Regions from separate parts of the Homo sapiens genome. Here region 1 is linked to region 2. A link is an interaction called in ENCODE POLR2A ChIA-PET data of the cell type or tissue named here. Cell type or tissue: OCI-LY7. All regions are shown on one strand. Links, peaks and the distances in the headings refer to the core of each region. The heading gives the core; the rest is flanking DNA.

Evidence for each region. ChIA-PET counts read pairs that join two places held together with the same protein. Peaks named below come from ENCODE experiments on the same cell type or tissue, not always from the same donor. Only the 100,000 strongest peaks of a DNase experiment are listed, where the experiment ranks them.
Region 1: POLR2A ChIA-PET joins it to region 2 with 6 read pairs; 1 of 35 experiments calls an interaction of 5 or more read pairs at or near these places.

Annotation. Positions count from the first base shown.
Region 1 is chr19:19,931,926-19,942,949 of GRCh38, forward strand. It overlaps ZNF93 (zinc finger protein 93), which reads left to right. Exons shown (of 4, transcript NM_031218.4): 4 at 1,257-3,650. The coding sequence ends at 2,893. It overlaps LOC124904665 (a long non-coding RNA gene), which reads right to left. Exons shown (of 3, transcript XR_007067170.1): 1 at 7,810-11,024; 2 at 7,641-7,737; 3 at 6,593-6,758. Among named protein-coding and RNA genes, the nearest start is that of ZNF93, 36 kb to the left of the region's middle. In OCI-LY7, for the core only: no CTCF peak of the experiment used is centred there; a DNase peak (open chromatin) is centred at 5,666.
Region 2 is chr19:19,466,612-19,471,611 of GRCh38, forward strand. All of the region lies in intron 2 of GATAD2A (GATA zinc finger domain containing 2A), which reads left to right. Among named protein-coding and RNA genes, the nearest start is that of MIR640, 34 kb to the left of the region's middle. In OCI-LY7, for the core only: no CTCF peak of the experiment used is centred there; a DNase peak (open chromatin) is centred at 2,030.

The sequences.
Region 1 (11,024 bases), core at 3,621-8,620, 470 kb after region 2:
ACTTCAATTGAATAAAAACTATGCCTCTATATTTTCCAGTTTGTTATTGATATAAAAATTATTTTATATGGTGTATCTACAGGTGCACGCCTGTTATCCCAGCACTTTGGGAGGCCAAGGTGGGTGGATCCCGAGGTCAGGAGATCGAGACCATCTGGCCAACATGGTGAAATCCCATCTCTACTAAAATACAAAAAATTAGCCAGGCATGGTGGCCCATGCCTGTAGTACGAGCTACTCAGGAGGTTGAGGCAGGGGAATCACTAGAACCCAGGAGGCACTCCAGCCTGGGAGACAGAGTGAGACTCCATCTCAAAATATATATATATTTCCAAATATTCAGTTTGGTCTTATTATATTGACATTGTTATGCAACATATCACTAGAGTGTTTTTTATCTTGCAAAGCTAAATCTCAGTACACAGTAAATAACTACCAATCCTTTGTATTTTGTGGTTCTTTTCAAACACCACTCTGTTTTCTGTTTCTAAGAGTATAACTGCTTTATATATCTCATCCAATCTCTGTCTTTTTGCGGCTGGGTCACTTTATTTTGCATAATGTCATCAATATTTATCTTAATAGTTGTTACAGTATTTTCTGCTTTTTGAAAACTGAGTGATAATTCCTGTACTTTTGTGTCTACTGAATGATTTGGTGACACAAATTTCGATTACTTTTACCTAGTGGCTTGCAGTAACAATGCTACAATAATTATGTGAAAGTTAATGTAATATATTTGCTGCATTCTGTTTTATTAGTCTACTTTTTCACCTTTATACTCATACCAAATTATTTTAATTCTGTAGCTTTTTGATGTGTTTTGAAATCAGAAATGGTATTGCCTGTAACATTGTTCCTGTTTTTGAAGATTGCTGGGTACTTTATTGTCTGTTTGGATTCCATATACTTTTAAATTTGTTGTTTTTATTTCTTTGAAAATGCTGTGAGTCATTTGAAAGACATTGCATTAAATCTGTAGATTAAATTGAGCAGTAAAGACATCTTCAAAATATTGTTTTTCAATTGTTTGTTTTTGAGATGGAGTTAAATTTACCTGCCTTACCAGTTACATTTGTGCCATTTTGGTTTGTATGTTTTTGTTACATTTATATGTTCAGGAAGACATTACAGCTTGTGGTATTTTACTATGTCATCTTAGTTATGTAGTTTGTATAATTTTATAGGTTAGATTTGTAAAGTATATTTATCTGAGTCTAGCAATTGAAGTAATGTGTTTTTATTGTTTCTTTCAGTTATATGTTCTCATTTTGCCCAAGATCTTTGGCCAGAGCAGAACATAAAAGATTCTTTCCAAAAAGTGATACTGAGAAGATATGAAAAACGTGGACATGGAAATTTACAGTTAATAAAAAGGTGTGAAAGTGTAGATGAGTGTAAGGTGCACACAGGAGGTTATAATGGACTTAACCAGTGTAGTACAACTACCCAGAGCAAAGTATTTCAATGTGATAAATATGGGAAAGTCTTTCATAAATTTTCAAATTCAAATAGACATAATATAAGACATACTGAAAAAAAACCTTTCAAATGCATAGAATGTGGCAAAGCTTTTAACCAGTTCTCAACCCTTATAACACATAAGAAAATTCATACTGGAGAGAAACCCTACATTTGTGAAGAATGTGGCAAAGCCTTTAAGTACTCCTCTGCCCTTAATACACATAAGAGAATTCATACTGGAGAGAAACCATACAAGTGTGATAAATGTGACAAAGCCTTTATTGCATCCTCAACCCTTAGTAAACATGAGATCATTCATACTGGAAAGAAACCCTACAAGTGTGAAGAATGTGGCAAAGCTTTTAACCAATCCTCGACACTTACTAAACATAAGAAAATTCATACTGGAGAGAAACCCTACAAATGTGAAGAATGTGGCAAAGCTTTTAACCAATCCTCAACACTTACTAAACATAAGAAAATTCATACTGGAGAGAAGCCCTACGTTTGTGAAGAATGTGGCAAAGCCTTTAAGTACTCCCGTATCCTTACTACACATAAGAGAATTCATACTGGAGAGAAACCATACAAGTGTAATAAATGTGGCAAAGCCTTTATTGCATCCTCAACCCTTAGTAGACATGAGTTCATTCATATGGGAAAGAAACATTACAAATGTGAAGAATGTGGCAAAGCCTTCATTTGGTCCTCAGTCCTAACTAGACATAAGAGAGTTCATACTGGAGAGAAGCCCTACAAATGTGAAGAATGTGGCAAAGCCTTTAAGTACTCCTCTACCCTTAGTTCACATAAGAGAAGTCATACTGGAGAGAAACCCTACAAATGTGAAGAATGTGGCAAAGCCTTTGTTGCATCCTCAACCCTTAGTAAACATGAGATCATTCATACTGGAAAGAAACCCTACAAGTGTGAAGAATGTGGCAAAGCTTTTAACCAGTCCTCATCCCTTACTAAACATAAGAAAATTCATACTGGAGAGAAACCCTACAAATGTGAAGAATGTGGCAAAGCTTTTAACCAGTCCTCTTCCCTTACTAAACATAAGAAAATTCATACTGGAGAGAAACCCTACAAATGTGAAGAATGTGGCAAAGCTTTTAACCAGTCCTCAACCCTTATTAAACATAAGAAAATTCATACTAGAGAGAAACCCTACAAATGTGAAGAATGTGGCAAAGCTTTTCACCTATCCACACACCTTACTACACATAAGATACTTCATACTGGAGAGAAACCTTATAGATGTAGAGAATGTGGCAAAGCTTTTAACCATTCTGCAACCCTTTCTTCACATAAGAAAATCCATTCTGGAGAGAAACCATACGAGTGTGATAAATGTGGCAAAGCCTTTATTTCACCCTCAAGCCTTAGTAGACATGAGATAATTCATACTGGGGAGAAACCCTAGAAGTGTGAAGAATGTGGCAAAGCCTTCAAGTGGTCCTCACACCTTACTATACACTGAGAGTTCTGAACTTACTCTGTAACCATCCCAAACTCCTCCCAGGCACAGTCTGGCAGAGGTCCTGCCATTTCGGAGACCTGGAGGAAGTGGCCCATTTACAGCCATGTAGGCAGGCCTGCAGACCTTGGCCTTTACTACGGTACCTGAAGTGGTTCAATGACTCAGTTTCAGTTACCTGAGCCACAGCTTAAGGTCAGTTCTGCCTATATAGAAACCCACACAGTTAACCTGAGGAAATGCTCTCTGGTACTCACTGAAAGCCACACTCATCCACATCCTGATACAAGGCCCACCATATGCAGACCTGACTGCCAAAACATGCCCTAGTGTCTGCCGTACAGAGTGAAGTCCTGAAGGATATTTAGTCTGTCCAAAACTAAAATGAAGATTTCAACTCCCCAACCCCCTCTAACAAGCCAGCTAAAGGTGGACTATAGTGCAGACCCAGCAACCTTGTGACCAGGCTAAAACCCCTCATCACTACAAATTCAGAGGGCATCTCATCACCCTAAGGGCCCAACGAAAGATCTTTACCTTCTAACATCAGTTTATGAAAACTTGAAAAGGTGTTTGCTCCATCAAATTCAGACACCAGTACAAAACTATATTATGCCCATTGTCTGGTTCTATTTTAATGTAGCACTGGAAGTGTGTGGCAGAAGAATTAGTCAAAGAAATAAAAATAGCCATTGAAATTGAAGAAAAATGTTGCTGTTTGTAGATCATACAATCTTATATTTGAAAAACCTTAAACAGTACATTAAAACCCGTCTAAACTAATAAATACACTCAGTAAATTAACAAAATATAAAATCAACATACATGTATATGTATGGTTTTATACACTTAAACTATCTAATTAAACAGAGGAACACACTGGGCACTTTGGCTCACGCCTGTAATCCCAGCACTTTGGGAGGCCAAGGCGGGTGAATGATCTGAGGTCAGGAGTTACAGATCAGCCTGGCCAACATGTTGAAATCCCATCTCTACTAAAAATACAAAAATTAGCTGGGAATGGTGGCTAGCACCTGCAGTCCAAGCTAGTTTGGAGGCTGAGGGAGGAGAATTGCTTGAATTTGGGAGGTGGAGGTTGTGGTGAGCAGAGATCGTGCCATTGCACTCCAGCCTGGGCAACAGTGCCAGACTCCATCTGAAAAAGAAAAAAAAAAGAAAATCGTATTTACTATAGCATTAAATAATAAATGTCTGGCCAGGCCTGGTGGCTCATGCCTGTAATGTCAAGGTGGGCGGATCACAAGGTCAGGTGATCGAGACCATCTTGGCCGTGGTGAAACCCCATCTCAACTAAAATATAAAAAATTAGCTGGGCATGGTGGTGCATGTCTGTAGTTTCAGCTAATTAGGACTGAGGCAGGAGAATCGCTAGAACCCAGGGAGGTGGAGGTTTCAGTGAACTGAGATCATGCCACTGCACTCCAGCCTGGAGAAAGAGCAAGACACTTTCTCAAAAAATAAATACATAAATCTCTGAGAAAATAACCAAAAAGGTAAGAAATCTTTACAATAAAAATATCAATAAAAAATTAGAGAAAATCCAAATAAATATAAAACATTTTATCTCTGGGTTGAAAGTAAATATCATTAAAGTGCCGTATTATCCAAAGTTATCTACAGATTCAATAAACTTCCTATCAAAACTTGCAGTGGTATTTCTTTCACAATAATGGAAAATACTATTTTAAAATTTATGTGAAACTAAAAATTTGAATAGCCAAAGCAATCTTGAGGAAAAAAAAAGCAGAAGGATATCATACTTATAATGTCAAGCTGTATTTCAAGACTGTATTCTAATAAAAACCAAATGGATTGTGCAAAAAAATGAGCAAAAATGCAACAGAAACTAACACATATTTCAGACATGATGAAAAAAACTTAATAGTTTATCAAAATCATGCAGATATTTGTGTGTCCCCAAAACAATAGAAAAGCAGCCAGATTGTGCAGTCTCTTATATACCATGAAGAGGACTTTGGCTCTCACTGTGAACTTGAAGGAAGTTCACTGAAAGAAAAGTAGAATCCTTAGAGAATTTAAAAGCATAAGACAGAAGATGCCCCTTTGTGAGAGCAAAATTTAGAAACAAAAAAAACAGCTGCTCAGGAAATATTTCCTTTGGAATACAACTTCCAAATTAGATTTTAAGAACTGGTTTTCTCTTTGACTTTGAGACTTCTTACCTGTGTTTTCCGTTGTATTCATTTTCACTCATACCTACCTGGGGGGTTGGCAATCATCTCATGTCTCTTCAGAGCCAAAGGTTTTTTTCCCTGCTCCAGATGAGTGATCAGGTCTGGCTTAGAGACAACAATACTGTTGTATTAAGAATAAATAACATGAATCGTGCTCATATTCTCCAATTACAAGCTAGTAATGTGTTCAGTAGAGAGGATGTGATAAAATATTCTAGTAAATTAATTACAAAATACTAATCTATAACAAATTTCTAAATATTTAGAAAATGCTTTCAATTTGTAGGTTTCTTAATTTTACTATCTAATACTACTGAATCAAAAATTGGTGGCAATTAGATTTTCAGGTGGGGGCAAGAATACTTTGTCACTAAATTTTTGGAATTACCACTAATTTAGAGTGAATTATACAGCTCAAATCAGGAATGTGGAAAGTTTGGATTAAGATGAAACATCTTGAAGAGACTTTTCTGCATGAGCAAATTTTGAAGATTTTCTGAAAAAAGGGGATCTGAAACTCTTTTATGCAAAGAATAGATTACTAAAAAGTTCTACATAAAAGAGAAATAAAACCTTTAGGGTATATTATGAATTATGTCTTAAAGTTATCCTCAACAAGAAAGACCATATTTCCATAGTTCTCTAACATCACATTCGTATACAACTTCCGCTGTACAGTGTCCAGGCAATGCCACTCCTCCAGAGATAATTCTATGGCCACATCTCTAAATTGCAATGGTCCCTGAAGAACACACACATTTTTACCAAGTGGCCAGGTGTGGAATTTTTAATTTGACTTAAGGTGAAATGAGAGAGTAAAGAGAAGTGGTTCTGACTTATAGCACTGACTAAAATTATCCAATAAAATAATTTTCAAAACAGAAATATTATTCTCTAACTATGATAAAAAAAAAAAAGCACCATAAGATCCAGAACAACAGTTCATATATTTTATTTTTCTAGATAATAAAGTATAAAATTAAGGGCATGAACACGAACATGTACATTTTTGAGTGCTATATTTACATCATACGGAATGAGTTGTGAATATTTTTCAGATGGAAAAGACATTCACTTAGGCATTTCTCAAATTTATTATGTACAATAAGCTGAAGACCTTATGCAGGTTTTTTTTTTTTTCCAAGAAGATCTGGAGTAAGTCTGATTTACGTATTTATTTCCTTTTCTTTTTTATTTGAGACGGAGTTTCATGCTTGTTGCCCAGGCTTCTGTGCAGTGGCATCATCTTGGCTCACGGCAGTGTCCCCCTCCTGGGTTCAAGCAATTCTCCTGCCTCAGCCTCCTGAGTAGTTGAGATTACAGGCATGTGCCTCCACGCCCAGCTATTTTTGTATTTTTAGTAGAGACAGGGTATTCTCCATGTTGGTCAGGCTGGTCTCAAACTCCCAACCTCAGGTGATCTGCCTGCCTTGGCCTCCCAAAATGCTGTGATTACAGGCATGAGCCAGGGCTCCCCGCTGATTTTTTGAATTTCTAACAAGCTTACCAGTAATGCTAACGTTTTTGGCCTAATAAGGATATTTTGTCAAAGATCCAGTAAGTGGTAGAGCCTGTGTTTTCCCAGTTTTTCTAGCCTGTAAACAAAGATAAGAGCCTTCATTTTCTAAAGAAAAATATGTAGAAAAAATAAAAGGAGAACTGCCAGATTAAATGTGATCACTTGTGTAGAGCAGCTGCATAAAGATAATTATGAAGAGAAAAATAGTTATCTCTACAGTGAAAAAAATCAATCAGCTATTTCACCAAGTGAATCATTAACCATTAACTGCACTAGGACAAATTTTTATGATGTGCTACTGCACACAGAAGAACACAGCATCACTGTTGAAATATTCCTCCCCAAAACAGTAAACTAGTCTGAATTTAACCATAAACAACAGTTTATGCAAACTTCAAAATACAGGTAACTCCTATGTTCTGTAATTTTTAGTAGGAATTTTAATTAGGCTTCATTTAGCACCCTAGAGAGCAAGTATCTCCTAATAATTTTTTTCAGAACTTTCTGGGTAATAAATGCCATTCCATTTAAATCAGCATTTTCTTAATCCTCTTCTGCATAGAGCTAATGGAACACACAGCTGGAGCCTCAACATTACATGTTCTCCATCTTTACTAAGGGCCACAGTTTTCCCCAATAGAAACCTTGAGTATCCACATCTTTCCATGTTCAACAGCCACAAAGGGAACATTTTTAATATTGCAGGTCATAAATTCTTGCGGAGCATTCTGCATGGCATATAAGAAGCTATGACGTACAGAATGTAGAGAAGTCTGTGGGACATAGGACAGAAACGTTTTCCAGAGACCCTTGACTATCATAAGAATTTTAAGAAGTAGTTAAACCAAACTCCTTAGGGAGGAAAAACACAAGTAGAGAAGTAAAGGTTTGTGAGTACTAAACGCATGGCAGTCCAGGAGGCAGAGTGGACACAGCTCTTCATCTGACACATGTTTACCTGAAGAAAAGCCATTTTTTTCTTTCTCCTCCTCCTCTGGAATTCCTTCTCAGATGAGATTCTCTGGACAAGTTACACCTGCATATGGAGAATATGCCTTTAAAGGTGTCAGTACCACATTTACCTGCTAGTATGACATCAACTGGCAGAAAAAGAAAAATTCACTTACTGCTGTCTTTTAAACAGAATAGATTCAGGAATAATGAGCTGCTCCATGAAGACAAAAATATAAGCTTCTCCTTTCCTGTCCTCAGGTGCCCTCCCCTGCCAGAGACTCCAGCAATTTCTGCTACAGTAATGGAAATATGCACCACACTGACCTGTCCCTACCAAACCCAAACAGAACAGGCCCTGTGACCACCCTTTAGTGCAAAGGTGGAACTTAACTCTCGAAAATGTATTTTGAAGCCTTCATACTTGATTCTGGCCTCACCTTAGAGTCACATGAGGCCCTTCATTAAAACAACATGGATCCTTCCACCCAGAACAATAAACAGAAGCTGTGGGGAGGGCACAAGTATAAATCACTTGGTAATTTTGGTCCCACATTATGTAAGGTGATTCTGCAGGTTTGAAAAGGGTTTATGAAAGAGTGTTTTAAACAAGTCTCCTGTCAATGCTGATGTTGCTCCCCCTTGGCTCATTATTAGCATTAGAGAAAGCAGGCAGAGCACAGGGTCCCTTACACTTAACACCCTTCTCACAACCAAATACTTGTCGTGCAAATAAGGACAACCCATCTCCATCCTAAAGTTTTATATTCTTTGCTGGCTCTTTAAGTTTATAGAGGAAACAGAAGGCAGCAATGTTTGAATAAGTCTGGGTTTAAAAAACAACATGTACACATGTACTACTGCAATGTTTATTAAGCAAGTACTATGTGCTCAAGAGTATGATACAGAGCACTGTGCTGGGCATAACACATTATGTGATTTAATTCTCATAATACCCTGGGAGCTAGTACTAAGGGTTTAGGAATTTTCAGGATTTAGATAAAGGGCCCAGCATTTTTATTCTTCTGTTTCTCTGTCATCAAATTTTTTAAAAAGTTGTAAGAAATAAAAGCTAAATATAGACAGATAGAAAAGATATAGAAAGGATGAGTTTAATGCAGTTTAGAGAAAATTTTATTCTGTTTATGTTTACTTTTTTGTTACTTGGGGAGCAATTACTGGATCTGCAGGAATAGAAAACAAGTTGCTAAATAGAATGTCTCTGCAAGCACTGGTTTTAATAGAAAACTTAAAAGCTAAGACTCTATAATACATACTTTATTTTTCCCATTCATCTGCTTTTGGGTTTCAGGAAATTGTGAGCACCAGCTCTAGAAAGGCAGCAGGATTCACCAGCCAAAACTCTTGATCTCTACTAATCAGTTCTGAGAGCAAGACTCCAGGGTATGGTCAGACCTAAATAAGGCCTTCAAAAAGAATATATGTAAACAAGTCTGGGGCAGTGTGAGGACCCTATGTAGAATTCTGTTCTCTATGTCACTGGGGTACTACCAGATTTGTTTCTTCTAAATGTCCTAAAAGAAACTTAAATCCAACAGTTTCTGTAATTTAAATATTTTCTAGCCACTGCCCTGTCAACTTTATACTATATACTAATATGCAATTTAAACAAACCCCTTAAGGTTTTCTAGGGTAATTTTATTGGAAAATAAATATCGTACACTTAACAAGTGAAAGAAATAGAAATTATACAGCCGGATGTGGTGGCTCACGCCCATAATCCCAGCACTTTGGGAGGCTGAGGCAGGTGGATCACGAGGTCAGGAGTACAGGACCAGCCTGATGAGATGGTGAAACCTCGTCTCTACTAAAAGTACAAAAATTTGCCAGGTGCAGTGGCATGTGCCAGTAATCCCAGCTACTCGGGAGGCTGTGTCAGGAGAATCACTTGAACCTGGACAGCAGAGGTTGCAGTGAGCTGAGATCATGCCACTGAACTCCAGCCTGGGACACAGAGTGAGACTCCATCTGGACATCCTCAAATGCCTCAAAGACACCTAGGTGATTGTGAGAGATTCCCAGTGATCTGGGGCTGATGGCCCAATAATAAGCCAGGCTGGAGACTTAGGCTGATTCTACATAGAAAATGGAAGTGCCCTAGTGGAGCTCCTGAACCTGGATCACCTGTTCTGATTTTCTAGCTCTTGAAAGAAAGAACAAAAATACTCTACTCCAGTATCACATTTTACAGGTAAATGTAGTTGTGGTCATGGCTCTGGATACTTTGGGGCCTTGATCTCTTACTCCTAAGATGCTTATTTACACTGACAGATTCTGCCCTCAGATTCTATTTCCTTCTGGAGCCTCTCACATAACTGTAGCAGGTCAATGAACAAGATGTGAAAAATCTCAAAGAGCCACACTCCCAAATGGAGGCTATGTCTATGTTTACATTTCACAACGCAGAAAATATCTTTTGTTTGTTTCTGTACATTCTCAATCAAAAGTCCGGCCCTGTTTTGTAAATCCAAGGCAGAGGCCAGACCTTATTGGCAGATTCTAGGCAGGATCCACCTGGATTTGCATCCTTTGGTGTTACAGAAAGTGAAGCACAATCAAAGGAGAGATCCCCTCATAGAGTCTGCTCTAGCACATTCTAAATGATAAATCTACATGAAAAAAAGAGAAAAAGCTGACACAACATGAATATAAGTAGACACTTTATTTTGGTCAAACTTAAGAATTATAACCTGGGAGCAAAGATTCAAGTTGCCTGGAATCTACAGTTTGATTAGCAGCAGTTACAAGAGGATTTGTAATGACAACAAGAGAGGGACAGAGAGTGGGCTGATACAAAGTTGATTGTTAGAAATTTTTATTTATTTACAGAAATAACTGATTATTGATGAGATATATATTGTATATATATGGTTATGGTTTAGGGTACGGGATATAGTGTCCAATGTGGCATTATTAGTTTATAGCTACTTGGGGCAATAGTGTACAGTTTCAAGAGATGAATACATATTTCAAATGGGGAAGACAGGCGTAACTACACTTGCATTTTAATGTCTCTCTGAGTTTGATAACCAAAGGACTTGCATTTTCCAGATAAAAGTTTTTTATTTCCCAAATCTCAAGACCTGGATTCAAAATTTGGAGCTGCAGATTTAGAACCTGAACGGCTGGAGTAGCAGCGGGTGTTAACTGCAGATTTGTGAGCATTTCAGCAAGAGGAGGAAGGGGAAAGTGGAGATTCTGTCTACATGTCTACTCAATGCACACATGTTACTCTGATTGGGTTTTTGGGCCCCGTGGTGTCTGAATCAGTTTCAGGTATGAAGATACAATGATTGATTGGTGCCCCGTGGAGTTTGTAGAAATCTGGACCTAACCTCTCTAGAAGTGACTGTAGAGGATTATAGATACC
Region 2 (5,000 bases), core at 1-5,000:
GGACTTCAGAGATCATCTGGTGTTCACAGCGTTTAAAATGGGAAGATAAATGGGAAAACCCAAGCCTGCTCCTGTTGACAAAGCCTCCTAGTCTGAGGAAATATACTTTGTAGTCCTGCTGTCCAAAGAGGGCTTTTCTGTCTGACTCTGCTGTCTGCAGTCCCCATTCTAAAACCAAGGTCCTCTTCTAAAGTTCCAGAAATAAAACTATAGGTCCAAGTCTCCTTTTCCTTTCTCTATGTTTTCAGCCAGAGACCAGTCCATGACAGCTCAGCAGGGGTGAGCAGTGAGGGGCTGGTGTGGAGTCAGGGCAGGAAGAGGAGGAGTCCATGTTCATGGGAATCTGCAGTCCATGTGCATGGGGTCCCTTGTGCATTCCTGGGTTGCTGACATGCATTTTCTCCTGTAATCACCATGTTCCCCTGCAGGGTAGGTCAGTGGATTGTGAGGGAGAAGTTAAGTGTTAAAGAAACTCAGAGTTCAGCTGGGCGCGGTGACTCACGCCTGTAATCCCAGCACTTTAGGGGGCCGAGGCGGGTGGATCACAAGGTCAGGAGATTGAGACCATCCTGGCTAACACGGTGAAACCCCATCTCTACTAAAAATACAAAAAAATTAGCTGGGTGTGGTGGCGGGTGCCTGTAGTCCCAGTGACTTGGGAGGCTGAGGCAGGAGAATGGTGTGAACCTGGGAGGCGGAGCTTGCAATGAGCCGAGATCGCGCCACTGTACTTCAGCCTGGGGAAAGAGTGAGACTCTGTCTCAAAAAACAAAAAAATATTGCTAGCACCTCTGAAGCCCCCTCATGCTTGCTTGCTGCCACTGTCTTCCAAGGGTAATCACTTTCTTGACAATATGGATTAGTTTTTCCTGCTTTGGTACTTTAAATAAGTGGGATTATATACTATGTACCTTTTATCTTCCTGCTTTCACTCAGCATTGTGAGATTTACCCATATTGTTGTGCATACCAGTAGTTAATCCATTTTCATTGCTGTATAGTATTTTGTTTATAGAGTTTCTATTTGGGTATTTTTCAAAACTACCTTTTTTTCTTTCATGCTAACTTATTACCATCTTATGACCGAATCTGGGCATATTGAAAGCTAGAGGCAGTTTCTGATGGCTTCTAGGAGAGAGAATTTCCTTTTTCTTTAGTGGCTGGTGAATTGGAATCATCAAGAAATATATATGTTTGCATGTGTGTGTATAGTGTACATATTGCTATGTTGGATGATTTGGAGCATGCAGAGGCAGATACAGTAGTAGAATCAGCTTTCTGCCTCCATCTTTTACTCCGCTCCCTGTCGCTCTTTAACTCAGCAGTTTTTCTCTCTCAGTCTCCCAACTTGTGTGAGTGTTTTATATTCTACATAAATTGAGGGTGGAGGGCAACTTCTGGTTGTGTTGAATGAGGAGATTGGCAGAATTGACAAAAGCAAAATGAAACAATCTCAGCATTCTGGAAAAATTGAGCAGGGGCATACAACAATCTGAGAAGTATTTATGCCTGTAACTGCTGAATTTCAGGTGAGAACAGTGAGACTGTATGGCATTTGGCCTGGAGCTATTCCTATGCCCTCTCCCATCTGTTTGGTAAAGAGGTTCTGTCCAGCCACTGTCAGCTTTGAGGACCAACAGCTTCGCTGTGTGGGTGAAAAGGAGGACTGTTCATTTTAGAGTGGTAGCAACCCTGCCTGTGGTCTTGTAGATGAGAGTGACAGTCTTGGAGATGGGCAAGTGGGGAGACACAGCGGCTCTGTTTTAGCCCAAGGTTGGGGCAAGATAGAAAAACTATTTGAAGAAATAATGGGCAAAAACATACTTGAGGAGAAACTCATCCAGGAATCCCAACAAACCCTAAATAGCATAAGTACAAAGAGATCTTGACCTAGATACATCATAGTCAAACTGTAGAAAGCCAAAGAAAAGAAGAAAATCTTGAAAGTAGCAAAAGAAAAACAACTCAGCACATCTGGGGAGCATTAATAAGATGAACAGCTGACTTCTGACTCGAGACAATGGAAACAAAAAGGAGTTGAATGATGTTAAAAGTATCCAAAGAAGAAAACTGCCAACCCAGAATTCTATACCAGTAAAAACAGTCCTTCAAAAATGAAAGCAAAAAAGACATTGTCAGGTAAACAAGACTGAAGGAATCCATTGCTGGTAGACCTGCCAGTTCTTCAGCCTGAAAATAAATGACACGTTGGCAGCTTGAGTCTATGAGAAGAAATAAAGAACACTGGAAATGGTAAATGCATGGGTTAACTGGAAAGACTTAACTAGTTCTGCAGTCTGGAAGCCAACCAAAGGCTTTGAATGATTTGTTGGGTTTATAATATCCACAGATAAAATATATGTCATATTAGTACAAAAGATGGGGAATTAAATGGAGCAATATTGGAGCAAAATTTCTGTATCTTACTGGAATCAAGTTAGCATCAGTCTTATATAGATTGTGATTAAGATGCTTACTGTAATGCCTAGAGCAGCTCTGAACAAAATAACTTTAAAATATAGTTTTTTAAAAAAATCAGGGCTGGGCACAGTGGCTGACTCCTGTAATTCCAGCACTTTGGGAGGCTGAGGCAGGTGGATCACAAGGTCAGGAGACCAAGACCATCCTGGCTAACGCAGTGAAACCCCGTCTCTACTAAAAATACAAAAAAATTAGCCTGGCATGGTGGTGGGCACCTGTAGTCCCAGCTACTTGGGAGGCTGAGGCAGGAAAATGGTGTGAACCTGGGAGGCGGAGCTTGCAGTGAGCCAAGATCGCGCCACTGCACTCCAACCTGGATGAAAGAACGAGACTCCATCTCAAAAAAAAAGAAAAAAAGATCATCAGAATTAAAGTTATACACTAAAAAATATTTAACACGAAAGAAGGCAGTTTCTTTATTCACTGAGAAATAAAGGAACAAACAAGAGGACATGTAGAAAACAAAATGGCAAATGTCAATCCAGCCATGTCAATAATGCAGTAACTGTGAAGGATCTAAATACCTCAATCAAAAGGCAAGGACTATCAGATAGTGTAAAGAAGCAAGATTCAGGCTGGGCGCAGTGGCTCACGCCTGTAATGCCAGCACTTTGGGAGGCCAAAGTGGGCGGATCACAAGGTCAGGAGTTTGATAGCAGCCCCTGGCCAATATGGTGAAACCCCGTCTCTACTAAAAATACAAAAATTAGCCAGGCGTGGTGGCACGCACCTATAGTCCCAGCTACTTGGGAGGCTGAGGCAGGAGAATCACTTGAATCCGTGAAGCGGAGGTTGCAGTAAGCTGAGATGGTGCCACTGCACTCCAGCCTGGGTGACAGAGCTCCGTCTGTCTCAGAAAAAAAAAAAAAGAAGCAAGATTCAGCTTAATTATATGTTGTTTATAAGTGACGCCCCTTAGATTCAAGGAATAATACAAAAGGATGGAAAAAGAGGTACCATAAGTAACCGCTTGAGAGCTGGAGTAACTGTATTAATAAGAGATAAAAGACACTTTAAGACCAAAAAATTACTAGAGCCAAACTGCGACTTTATTTTTTTTTTTGTTTTTTTTTTTTTGAGACAGAGTCTCACTCTGTCACCCAGGCTGGAGTGCAGTGGCACGATCTCCACCTCGTGGGTTTCAGTGATTCTCCTGCCTCAGCCTCTTGAGTAGCTGAGACTACAGGTGCCCGCCACCACGCCCAGCTAATTTTTTGTATTTTTAGTAGAGGCAGGGTTTCACCATGTTGGCCAGGCTGATCTTGAACTCCTGACCTCGTGATCCGCCCGCCTCACCCTCCCAAATTGCTGGGATTACAGGCGTGAGCCACTGTGCCCAGCTGCGACATTTCATATGATATTTCAGGAAGACATAACAGTCAGCAGAGCCCCCAAATACCTGAAAACATAAACTTGATAGGATTGATGGAAATTAATCAGTTATAGTTAGAGATTTCAATATCCCACTCTCAATAATTGGTAGAACATCTAGACAAAATTGGCAAGGTATGGAGGACTTGAAGAACATTATTAACTCACTTAGCCTGACATCTGTAGAATACCTGGTGAATGCAGAATACATCCTCCCAATTGTAGGTGAACGTTCTCTGTTGATCATACATTGGACCATAAAACAAGGCTCCAGTATAGCTGTAAAAAACAAAAAAAAAAGGAAGTAACAAGTGTTGAGGAGGAAGTGTAGAAACTGGAATTCCTCATACATTGCTGGTAGGAATGTAAAATAGCCCAGATAGTTTCTTACAGAGTTAGTTGTAAACTTACCGTATGACTTAGCAATTTATCCAAGAGAAATGAAAATGTGTCCACACAGACAGGTACACCTGCAGCAGCATGATTCATACTGGTCGAAAAGTAGAAGCAGGGCCAGGCACAGTGGCTCACGCCTGTAATCCCAGCACATTGGGAGGCCGAGGCAGGCGGATCACCTGAGGTCAAGAGTTTGAGACCAGCCTGGCCAACATGGTGAAACCCCGTCTCCACTAAAAATACAGAAATTTGCCTGGTGTGGTGGCGTGCACCTGTAGTCCCAGCTACGTGGGAGGCTGAGGAGGGAGAATTGTTTGAACCTGGGAGGCAGAGGTTACAGTGAGCCGAGATCGTGCCGCTGTACTCCAGCCTGGTGACAGAACAAGACTGTCTCAAAAAAAAAAAAAAAAAAAGTGGAAGCAACCCAGTGTCCCATGGATAAAACAAACCTGCTACCTCTATATACCAGATTACTGTTCAGCTTTATAAACTACTCATGTGTGCCATAACATGGCTGAATCTCAGACTTGCCACGCTAAGGAGGATACAGCAGATGCAGGGACTACTTGTTGTATAGTTTCACTTACAGGGCATGTCCCCCCAAAAAGCAAATTTATTTGAGAGATGGAAAGTGACCAGTGGTTGACTAGGACAGGGCTGGGGGTGGGTGGGAGCAGTGATTAACAACACATGGGCACGTTTTGGGAAGATGGAAATATTTTAAAATTGTATCGTGGTGATGATTGCACAAAT